Linked DNA regions of Homo sapiens: region 1 is linked to region 2. A link is an interaction called in ENCODE POLR2A ChIA-PET data of the cell type or tissue named here. Cell type or tissue: endothelial cell of umbilical vein. All regions are shown on one strand. Each heading gives the region's core, and the rest is flanking DNA. Links, peaks and the distances in the headings are about the cores only.

What was found. Peaks named below come from ENCODE experiments on the same cell type or tissue, not always from the same donor. Only the 100,000 strongest peaks of a DNase experiment are listed, where the experiment ranks them.
Region 1: POLR2A ChIA-PET joins it to region 2 with 6 read pairs; 3 of 35 experiments call an interaction of 5 or more read pairs at or near these places.

What each region holds. Positions count from the first base shown.
Region 1 is chr10:35,268,361-35,273,334 of GRCh38, reverse strand. It overlaps a transcript of CCNY not described here. Among named protein-coding and RNA genes, the nearest start is that of LINC02634, 26 kb to the right of the region's middle. In endothelial cell of umbilical vein, for the core only: no CTCF peak of the experiment used is centred there; no DNase peak of the experiment used is centred there.
Region 2 is chr10:35,572,060-35,577,033 of GRCh38, reverse strand. CCNY (cyclin Y) reads right to left here. Exons shown (of 10, transcript NM_145012.6): 10 at 4,367-4,974. Among named protein-coding and RNA genes, the nearest start is that of GJD4, 31 kb to the left of the region's middle. In endothelial cell of umbilical vein, for the core only: a CTCF peak has its summit at 2,042 (motif pointing left); a DNase peak (open chromatin) is centred at 1,863; H3K27ac peaks cover 1,391 bases.

The DNA of each region.
Region 1 (4,974 bases), core at 641-4,640, 300 kb after region 2:
AGCTACTCAGAAGGCTGGGGCTGGAGAATCGCTTGGACCCTGGAGGCAGAGGCTGCAGTGAGTCAGGGTTGTGCCACTGCGCTCCAGCCTAGGTGACAGAGCGAAACTCCATCTCAAAAAAAAAAAAGTTAATTAAGAATGAGGAGGATGAGGAGGTTTTGGGATGTGAGCAGACAAGATTAAGGAGAAATAGGCATTTAGGAGAACGGGAAAGAGAATGGATTAGGGAAATGTAGGACTTCCAGGCAGCACCAAGAGCACACTTGAAGTTTATAGCAATTTGTAACAAGCATGTGAAAAAAAGCTCAACACCACTGATCATTAGAGAAAGGCAAATCAAAACCACAGTGACATACCATCTCACACCAGTCAGAGTGACCATTATTAAAAAGTCAAAAAAAAAAAAGGTGCTAGCAAAGTTGTGGAGAGAAAGGAACACTTATACAATGTTGGTGGGAGTGTAAATTAGTTCAACCATTGTGGAAAATACTGGTGATTCCTCAAAGACCTAAAAACAGAACCACCATTCAACCCAGCAATTCCATTACTGGGTATATACTTAACAGAAAATAAATCATTCCATCATAAAGACACATGCACACATATGTTCATTGCAGCACTATTCACAATACCAAAGACATGGAATCAGCCTAAATGCCCATCAATGGTAGACTGGATAAAGAAAATGTGGTACATATACACCATGGAATACTATGCAGCCATAAAAAAGAACAACATCATGTCCTTTGCAGGAACACAGATACAGCTGAAGGCCATTATCCTTAGCAAACTAACGCAGGAACAGAAAACCAAACATCACATGTTCTCACTTATATGTGGGAGCTAAATGATGAGAACACATGGACACAAAGGGTGTGAGGTGAAGGGTGGGAAGAAGAAGAGGATCAGGAAAAATAACTAATGGCCGCTAGGCCTAATATCTGGGTGATGAAATAATCTGCACAACAAACCTCCATGATACAGGTTTATCTATGTAACAAACCTGCACATGTACCCCTGAATGTAAAAAGTTAAAAAAAAAAAAAAAGGCCAGGCACAGTGGCTCACGCCTGTAATCCCAGCACTTTGGGAGGCCGAGGCAGGCAGATCACCTGAGGTCAGGAGTTTGAGACTAGCCTGGCCAACATGGAGAAACCCCCTCTCTACTAAAAATACAAAAATTAGCTGGGCATGGTGTTGCATGCCTGTAATCCCAGCTACTCAGGAGGCTGAGGTAAGAGAATCACTTGAACCTGGCAGGCGGAGGTTGCAGTAAGCCGAGATCGCTCCACTGCACTCCAGCCTGGAGCGAGACTCTGTCTAAAAAAACAGAGAGATTTATGGCACTTTGTGACAGTGTCATACATTTTAGGTCATCATGGGTTTGCATTTTTCTCCATTTGGCTTCAGCTGCCTGAGTGCAAGTGAAGAGTGAGCCATTAGTGGTATTTTCACTGGGGCCAGCATTGTACCTCAAGTACAACAGAAAGAAAGGAGCATGTGAGTTGAGGGTGTAAGCCAGAGGTTAATTATAATAATGCACTGTGGAACCCAAGGGGGTTGCCAAGGGGGGCAGAGGGCAAAGCGCCAAGGAAATGGATTACAAGCCCCAGTGGGGTTGGAGGGGCCACTCTGGCATCGGTGAAGGAGGGAATGAGCTGCAAAGACAGATGGTGGAGGTGCAGAGTGGGAAGCTCAGATTTCTCCTCTCAGAGGACAGCAGTCAGGCTGCACTTTAGCCTGGGTGACCCTGTCTTTCAGAAAAGCCTAGCAGGTTAGGCTCTGGTAAAATAGTTTCTCCTGAGGGCTGGCCTTGTTGAGAACAGAATGCTCGGGTATTTCAGAATGGAGACTTTCCCTTCCCCCTGCCAGAAGCACAGGGGATTTTTCTTCAGCCTTCATTGTGAGGACCTGGTAGAGCTCTGGGAGGTAAATTCAAAGGAGTGTGTGGGACTCTTTTCTGAATGGCTCCCCCTGAAGTTTTTAACTCTCAGGCTTCTCCACGCTGAACCTTCAGCAATCCATCCACTGCAGTTCAAGTTTTCCTGTCCTGGAGCTGATTCCTGGGGAGATTTTTGTTTGTGGGTTTCTGCTCTATTAAGTTGTGGTTTTCCATAACTGCCTGTTTGTCTCTTCAATTCTGGGGACAGTGGTTTTCCCTGTGACTTCACTTCTCTGAGAGATCTAAAAGGAGCTGTTGATTTTTCAGTTTGTTCAGCTTTTTACTTGTTATAACAGAGCGTGACTTCTAATCCCTTACATGTCAGGCCAGAAACTGTTATAAACTTTAACTCAATAAAAATATACCAAGGCCAAGCTTGGTGGCTCACACCTGTAATCTCAGCACTTTGGGAGGCTGAGGCGGGCGGATCACGAGGTCAGGAGATCGAGACCATCCCGGCTAACACGGTGAAGCCCCGTTTCTACTAAAAATACAAAAAATTAGCCGGGTGTGGTGGCGGGCGCCTGTAGTCCCAGCTACTTGGGAGGCTGAGGCAGGAGACTGGCATGAACCCGGGAGGCAGAGCTTGCAGTGAGCCGAGATCACACCACTGCACTCCAGCCTAGGCGACAGAGCAAGACTCTGTCTCAAAAAAAAAAAAAAAGAAAAAAAAAAGAACTGACCATGTCTAAGAATTGCGAAAAGGGGTAGAGATTCAGCTACACACTGAAGTTAGAGCAACAAAAAAGCGACAGCATGATTGGCAGGTGTTGTTGTGGACTCTGGGCAAATTGGAGCACTCACACTTCCAGCACATGCACCAATTCAGGCAAAAACCAAAAATATGTTATTTTAAAATTTTAATTTTTGCATAGTGAGAACAAAATCTGAAAATGTCTCTACAATTAGTTTATCAACCCTGAAACAAGAAAGTGACAAGTCTGATGTCACTGGATGTGAGTCATGGAGGACACATTGGTAATTCCTCCCCTTTCTTCTATTTTTCTATTTGTGCTAGATTTGAATGTTTTTGTCCCTTCCAAAATTCATTAGACTAAAGTGAATTTTAGTCTCCTATGCAACACTATTAAGAGGAGCACCCTTTTGGAGGGGACTGGGTCATGAGAGCAAACCCTCATGAATGGGATCGGGTGCCCCTACCAAAGGGCTTGTTGGAGGGAGTTTACTCCTTTTTTCACCCTGAATGAGTCATTAAGGGCAATTGGAGTAAGGGCTCAGAAGCAGAGGAGAGTTGTAGAGAAAGCTTCAGTCTCAGAGATTACTGAAGTGATTGTGAAGAAAATGTTGGTTGAAATATGGACAATAAAGGTCATTCTGATGAGGTCTTAGGTGGAAATGAGGAATATCTTGTTGGAAACTACAAGAAAGGTCATATGTTCAAAAGTGGCAAAGAACCTGTCTGAATTATGTTCATGTTCTAGTACTTTGTAGAAGGCAGAATTTAAGAGTGATGAACTTGGCCGGGCACGTAACCCCAGCACTTTGGGAGTCTGAGGCAGGTGGATCACTAGGTCAGGAGTTCAAGTCCAGCCTGGCCAACATGGTAAAACCCCATCTCTACTAAAAATACAAAAATTAGCCGGGCATGGTGGTGGGCACCTGTAATCCCAGCTACTTCAGAGGCTGAGGCAGGAGAATCGCTTGAACCCCAGGAGGCGGAGGTTGCAGTGAGCTGAGATCATGCCACTGCACTCCAGCCTGGGTGACAGAGTGAGACTCCATCTCAAAAAAAAAACAAAACAAAAAAAAAAAAAGAGTGGCGAACTTGGCTGGGCACAGCGGCTCATGCCTGTAATCCTAGCACTTTGGGAGGTTGAGGAGGGTGGATCACTTGAGGTCAGGAGTTTGAGACTCAGCCTGGCCAACATGGCAAAACCCCACCTTTACTAAAAATACAAAACTTAGCCAGGTGTAGTAACCCCGGCTACTAGGAAGGGTGAGGCAGGAGAATCGCTTGAACCCAGGAGGTGGAGGTTGCAGTGAGCCAAGATTTTGCCACTGCACTCCAGCCTGGGCAACAGAGTGAGACTCTGTCTCAAAAAACAAAAAAGAAAGCAAGAAAGCAGGAAGGAAGGAAGGAAGGAAGGAAGGAAGGAAGGAAGTAGATTATTTGGCAAAGAAAATCTCTAAGCAGTGTTCAGTGTGCCGCATGGCTGCTTTTAACTGCTTATAGTAAAATGCCAGAAGGAAGAATCAGTTAAAGAGAAAATCTATCATCAAAAGGGAGGCAGTATGTAAAAATGTGGAAAATTTTCAGCCTGGCCACATAAATCTTTAAAAAGTATTCTTAAGGATAGAAAACTGAGGGTGTGGCCAAGTGACTGTTTGATAAGGAGATAAGTACGCATAGAAGGAAGCCAGATGCTGTTCATGAAGATAATGGGAGAATCACCTTAGAGGCATTCCAGAGATCTCCAGGGCTACCAGGCCCTTCACAGGCCCACAGTGCTAGGCCCTTGAGGGCAGAATGGCAAAGGAGGGGCCCCAGGAGCCCTTGAGACCGCTGGGCTTGCTGCCTCCCCGCATTCTGGCCCAGTGCTGCTTGGTCACTCTGGCTGTGCCTCCAGCAGGCCCAGGTATGGCTCAGGCCACTGCTGTGAAGTTCAGGCCATAAACCTTGGTGGCACTCATGTAGTGCTAACTCTGTAGGCAAGCAGAATGCAAGGGCTGTACAGGCTGGCCATCTCCACCTAGATTTCAAAGGATGCCTCAGAGAGCCTTGGGGCCAGGCAAAGGACTGCCACAGGGAAGGGGTCACTGCAGAGAGCCCTGGCTAGAATGCTTAGTGGAGCTGTGGGAACAGGGCTACCTCAAGACCCTAGACTTGTGGGGCCACCAGCACACAATACCAGCTTGGGAGAGCCCCAGGAACACAACACAAACCTGTAAGAGCTGTGGTATACACTGTGCTCAGCAAAACCACGGGGGCAGGGAAGCCTCAGGGACCCAACCACAGCCATGTGGGACACGAGGCAAAGATTGTATTCAAGCCTTAAGATTGAATGTTGTTT
Region 2 (4,974 bases), core at 356-4,355:
ACTACTCAATCCAGCATAGCATGTTTCTAGATGGGTTTCTCCCTAATCAGTGGCAGTGAAAGACCATGTAGCATAGTGATGAGAAATAAGCTCTGGATTGGGCCAAGTGCAGTGGCTCATGCCTGTAATCCCAGCCTTCCGGGAGGCCAGGGCAGGAGGATCACTTGAGTCCAGTTCAAGACCAGCCTGGGCAACACAGTGAGATCCTGCCTCTAAAAAAAACTCTGGTATCAGGCTTTCTGGCTCTACCACTTACTGACCAGGGTTTTCACCTCTCCAAGCCTAATAAGCACCTTCATCCGGAATAATAGTAGCTACCTCATGCAATTGTTATGGGGATTAAATGAATTAACAAATGTTGAGTGCTTAAACTGTGCAGGACACACTGTAAGCATTTAATAAATGTTTTTGTTCTTTGACATAATTTGCTCCTATTTTGTGGTTTGGGTTTTTTTCTTAAGAGACAAGGTCTTGCTCTGTCACCCAGGCTAGAGTGCAGTGATGCCATCACAGCTCTTTGCAGTCCCAAACTCCTGGGCTCAAAGTGATCCTCCTGCCTCAGCCTCCTGAGTAGCTGAGACTACAGGCATGTGCAGCAAAATAGCAACACTTTGTTGCTATTTTTGAATGGCATCTCCATTATATTCTCTAATTGATTGCTGCTGGTAAATTAGAAAACTCAATTTTTGTGTACTAATCTTGTAACTATAATCTTACTGAATTCTTATAATTTTCCAGTTGTTTCTCCTAGATTTTCTTGGTAGCAATCACATTAGCTTCAAGGTACTAAAAAAATACTGAACACAAGATAAATGACTATATAACCCACAAGTGCCTGCAGGAAGAAATGATGTTCAAGAACCGCTCTGTCTACATTTTTATTACCAAAGACAGGTTCAGAGATTCCACCTCATGCCCATGCTAGGATGAAGATGTGTTTAGGATGAAAATGTGTCTGTTTTCATTGATCCAGCCCAAACACAGCTTTTGAGAGCAGGGGTCCGGGTTTTTCATCTTGACACAGTCTCATTGTGTATGATGCATGGTAGATTACCGGTACTCAGGATTTGGACTAACCTCAGGAACACATTATCTGTTACAACTTACCGATGGTTCACCCCAGAAGTGTGGCGAGAACTGGTCTTTCTTTTCCTATGTGTAACCTCTGAAGTACATGTGGCCCTTCTCTCCACCTTGTGGCCGTCCAGGCGGGAACCGTGCTGCCTGTCACACCCACTCCTTGAGCACCAGAACTAACTAAATTCTGTGGCAGTTTCCCATTGGTCTTCAAATCTGTGTTCCTCAGCAATGCCTGTGAGGCCTGGGCTGATCAGCTCTTCTCCAACCACATCTCCATCCATCTTCCCTTCTCCCCATCTCTTCCACGGAGACGTCCACTCAAAAGGTCATGTCCATCAAGCTGCCACCTCCTAGTTACTATCATAACCACTCAATTTCCCTCCTGACACTTACCAAGATCCTTTTTACACGCTAACTTATTTGACCATCTGCTCCACTAGAACATCCCCCAAGAAAGCCATATCCATCCCCAACATGAATTAGACAGTGTCCAGCTCAATATTTGTTGAAGGAATTACGTCAGTATAAAACAAGTACACATTTTCTAGATAATATTCTAGAACAGGAATTTTGTTTCGAGTTTTGCTTACACGTAAGGGGCCGTGGCTCAGCACAGGATGCTGCACAAGCTAGGGAAGGAGCTACCCAGCATTCTGGGCTCTGGGTGCCTCACTCTCGGTTTTTCCACATCCTGTATTTGTTGTTTTTCAAAGATTGCAGGGGTGACTAAACCTCTTATTAGTCTCGAGGTTGCTCCTGCAAAACCCAGCATAACCATAACGGGATATTAGGGACGGAAAGGCTCTGGAAGTCACACATTTCTCTGTTTTAAAGATGAAGTGACTCAGAATTGATCACAGCCATGGGACCTGCCAGACCACATGCCTGCTGCATTGCACCAAGGCCTGGTCCTGGGGGGTCCTGCCCCTGCAGAGTCATCATTACCACGCGCTGCCCCCTAGTGCTGGTGTCTGCACGGGAGGAGGTGCAAAATCCTTCTCTTCCGAGGTTGGCTTCCTGAGCTTTGGTCAGCAGGTCTAAGGAAGCATTGCTGGAGCTCACAGAAATGAAGCAGCATCCTCTTCAGGACAGAGGCACTTGGCAGTGGATTCACACACCCACTTCCACTGTTTCGAGATTTCCAGGATCCACCAATGCAGACAAGAACTCACAAACCAGGTCCAGGAATGGCCAACTAGAGGCCACGCTGAGCATTCAGCTGTACTTGGGAGAGCTGGGGAAGAAGGGACAGCAGCGGAAAACTGGGTACCCAGGTCCTGTAAGACCTGCTGCTTCTACCCATGGCCACCCTTCTTTAGGAGAGGACCTGGAGAACACAACCGACTTCCCCTCGTCCTGGGTTTTCTGTCACCGTTAGGCTTGCACTTGGCTTTTACTATGTCCACCCTTGCTACATTTAGAGGAGCGTCCAACAATTGTGGCTGAATGGCTGAGCAGAGTGTGCTCAGAAACAGACTAAGACAGGTGATGAAAACAAGAGTCTCCCTCACAGCCAAGGTCACTGAGAGGTCCAGAGAGGTCAAATAATTTGTCCAAGGTCACAGAGCAAGTTAATCTTTTGGACTGAGACTAAAACCCAAGGTTCCATGACAAAAAAATCAATACCGATGTTAACATCTTATGCATAAATTCTCGCTACATTTAATATTTCTATCCCAAACTATATTTTGTAATGCCATTCTTTTATCCCTTATTTGAAATAACTTATTTATATGAACAAAAATTCTTAAAAGGAAAGCCCCCCACTGAAACCAAGTCCCTTAAAGGACACTGGAAAGTTTATTGAGACCTGTAGAATCTGAACATCATTAAGTCAGACATCATGTTTGAGTTCACTTCTTACTGTAACAGGTTCTGCAGAACTCTTTTCACAAAAACCTATGAAGGACAGATACAGTTGCCAGGCCAAGTCCTCACCCAGCTGCTGTGCCCAGCTCAGACCTGCCACAGTGCACAGAGACAGCAGCTGCCAGATTAAGAAGCTCATTTTGAGGTTGATCACTGCTGAGAAGAGTGACAGACAGGACCTTTAGCCCCTTCACATATGCAAACTTAGTAAGAAAATCTAACAGGAAAACAGGCAGGGAGCCTGCTGACTTGGAGGTACGAACTCCAGCCCCACCACTGTGACTGCAAGCACTCCTGGGCATCTCCCCAGCCCTGTTTGGGTGCAACAGCTCTAGCAGGGCGCTGCATTCAATAACAGCAAGTCAGCACCTTAACCAAGCTGTTTGCAGGCCTTGGCTTGAAATCCATGCAGCTAAAGACATAACACCCTGGGAGGGTGAGGCAGGAGGAGCACTTGAAGCTGGGAGTTGAAGACCGGCATGGGCAACACAGCAAGACCCCATTTCTATAGAAAATTTAAAAATTAGCCTGGCCAGGAGCAGTGGCTCACGCCTGTAATCCCAGCACTTTGGGAGGCTGAGGCCGGCGGATCACTTGAGGTCAGGAGTTTGAGGCCAGCCCGGCAAACATGGTGAAACCCCATCTCTATGAAAAATACAAAAATTAGTCAGGTGTGGTGGTGTGTGCCTGCAGTTCCAGATACTTGGGAGGCTGAGACAGGAGAATCAGTTGAACCTGTGAGGCAGAGGTTGCAGTGAGCTGAGATTGCACCACCGCACTTCCAGCCTGGGCGACAGAGTGAGACTCCATCTCAAAAAAAAAAAAACAAGTAAATTAGGTGGGCATGGTGGCACAGGCCCATCGTCCCAGGGAGGCTGAGGCGGGAGGATCACTTGAGCCCAGGAGTTGGAGGCTACAGTGAGCTATGATTGTGCCACTGCACACCAGGCAGAGTGACAAAGTGAGACTCTGTTTAAAAATATATATATATTTAAAAATAAATATATATATAAAACCCAAGTTAAGTATCCTGTTCCTGTCTCAGTGCAAGAGCATGTTTCTTGTTTCCTTCTCTTTTTCAACAAGGGTAGGACCTCATCATGGCTGACTTTTCAGAAGATAATGTCTTTAAGACCCACCCAAGATGCTGACTCCAATGACATCAAGGGAGATAAAGTGGTTTCAGACAAAATGGGGTATCAATATGAAAGTGACATGTTCTATTAGGTCTCTATTGTGCAACTTCTCAATTGCTGGAGTAGCTCTCATACTTTTGTGAGTCGCTCAAGAACACAGGGCCAATACCACTTTCTACCACTGCTCTTGCAAAGAACTGGTTCACTCAGCATCCATAAAACCTGTTGAATTTTATCTCAATATACTAACTCAAAAAACACAGCAGGAAGGCAGGCACTACTTTGTTCTATGTATATATTTATTTAACATTTATTAAATACCTACAATAACCAAGAATCATGTTTTATTTTTAAAAAATTTCAAATCTGGGCCAGGGGCAGTGGCTCACGCCTGTAATCTCAGCACTTTGGGAGGCTGAGGGGGGTGGATCACTTGAGGTCAGGAGTTTGAGACCAGCCTGGCCAACGTGGTGAAACTCTGTCTCTACTAAAACTACAAAAATCAGCTGGGCATGGTGGTGGGTGCCTGTGATCCTAGCTACTCGGGAGGCTGAGGCAGAATTGCTTGAATCCGGGAAGTGGGGGTTGCAGTGAGCCCAGATCGCACCATTGCACACCAGCCTGGGTGACAAGAGCGAGACTCCATCTCAAAAAAAGAAAAAAAAAAATTCAAATCTGTAAAATATGGCCCCAGGTGAGAAGTTACCAAAAGCAGCAGGAAAAGTTTAAATCATTCACTCCCCAAATTTTGCTTTCAGCTTAGCTTAAAGGAAACCCCAGGATGGAGATGGCTCTGCCCAAGCCCGAGAGCAGGCAGACAGGAAAGCCAGCCCAGAAGAGGAGGCAGGTACAGGTGCCCACACCTCTGGCCTCACCTCATGCATGAAGG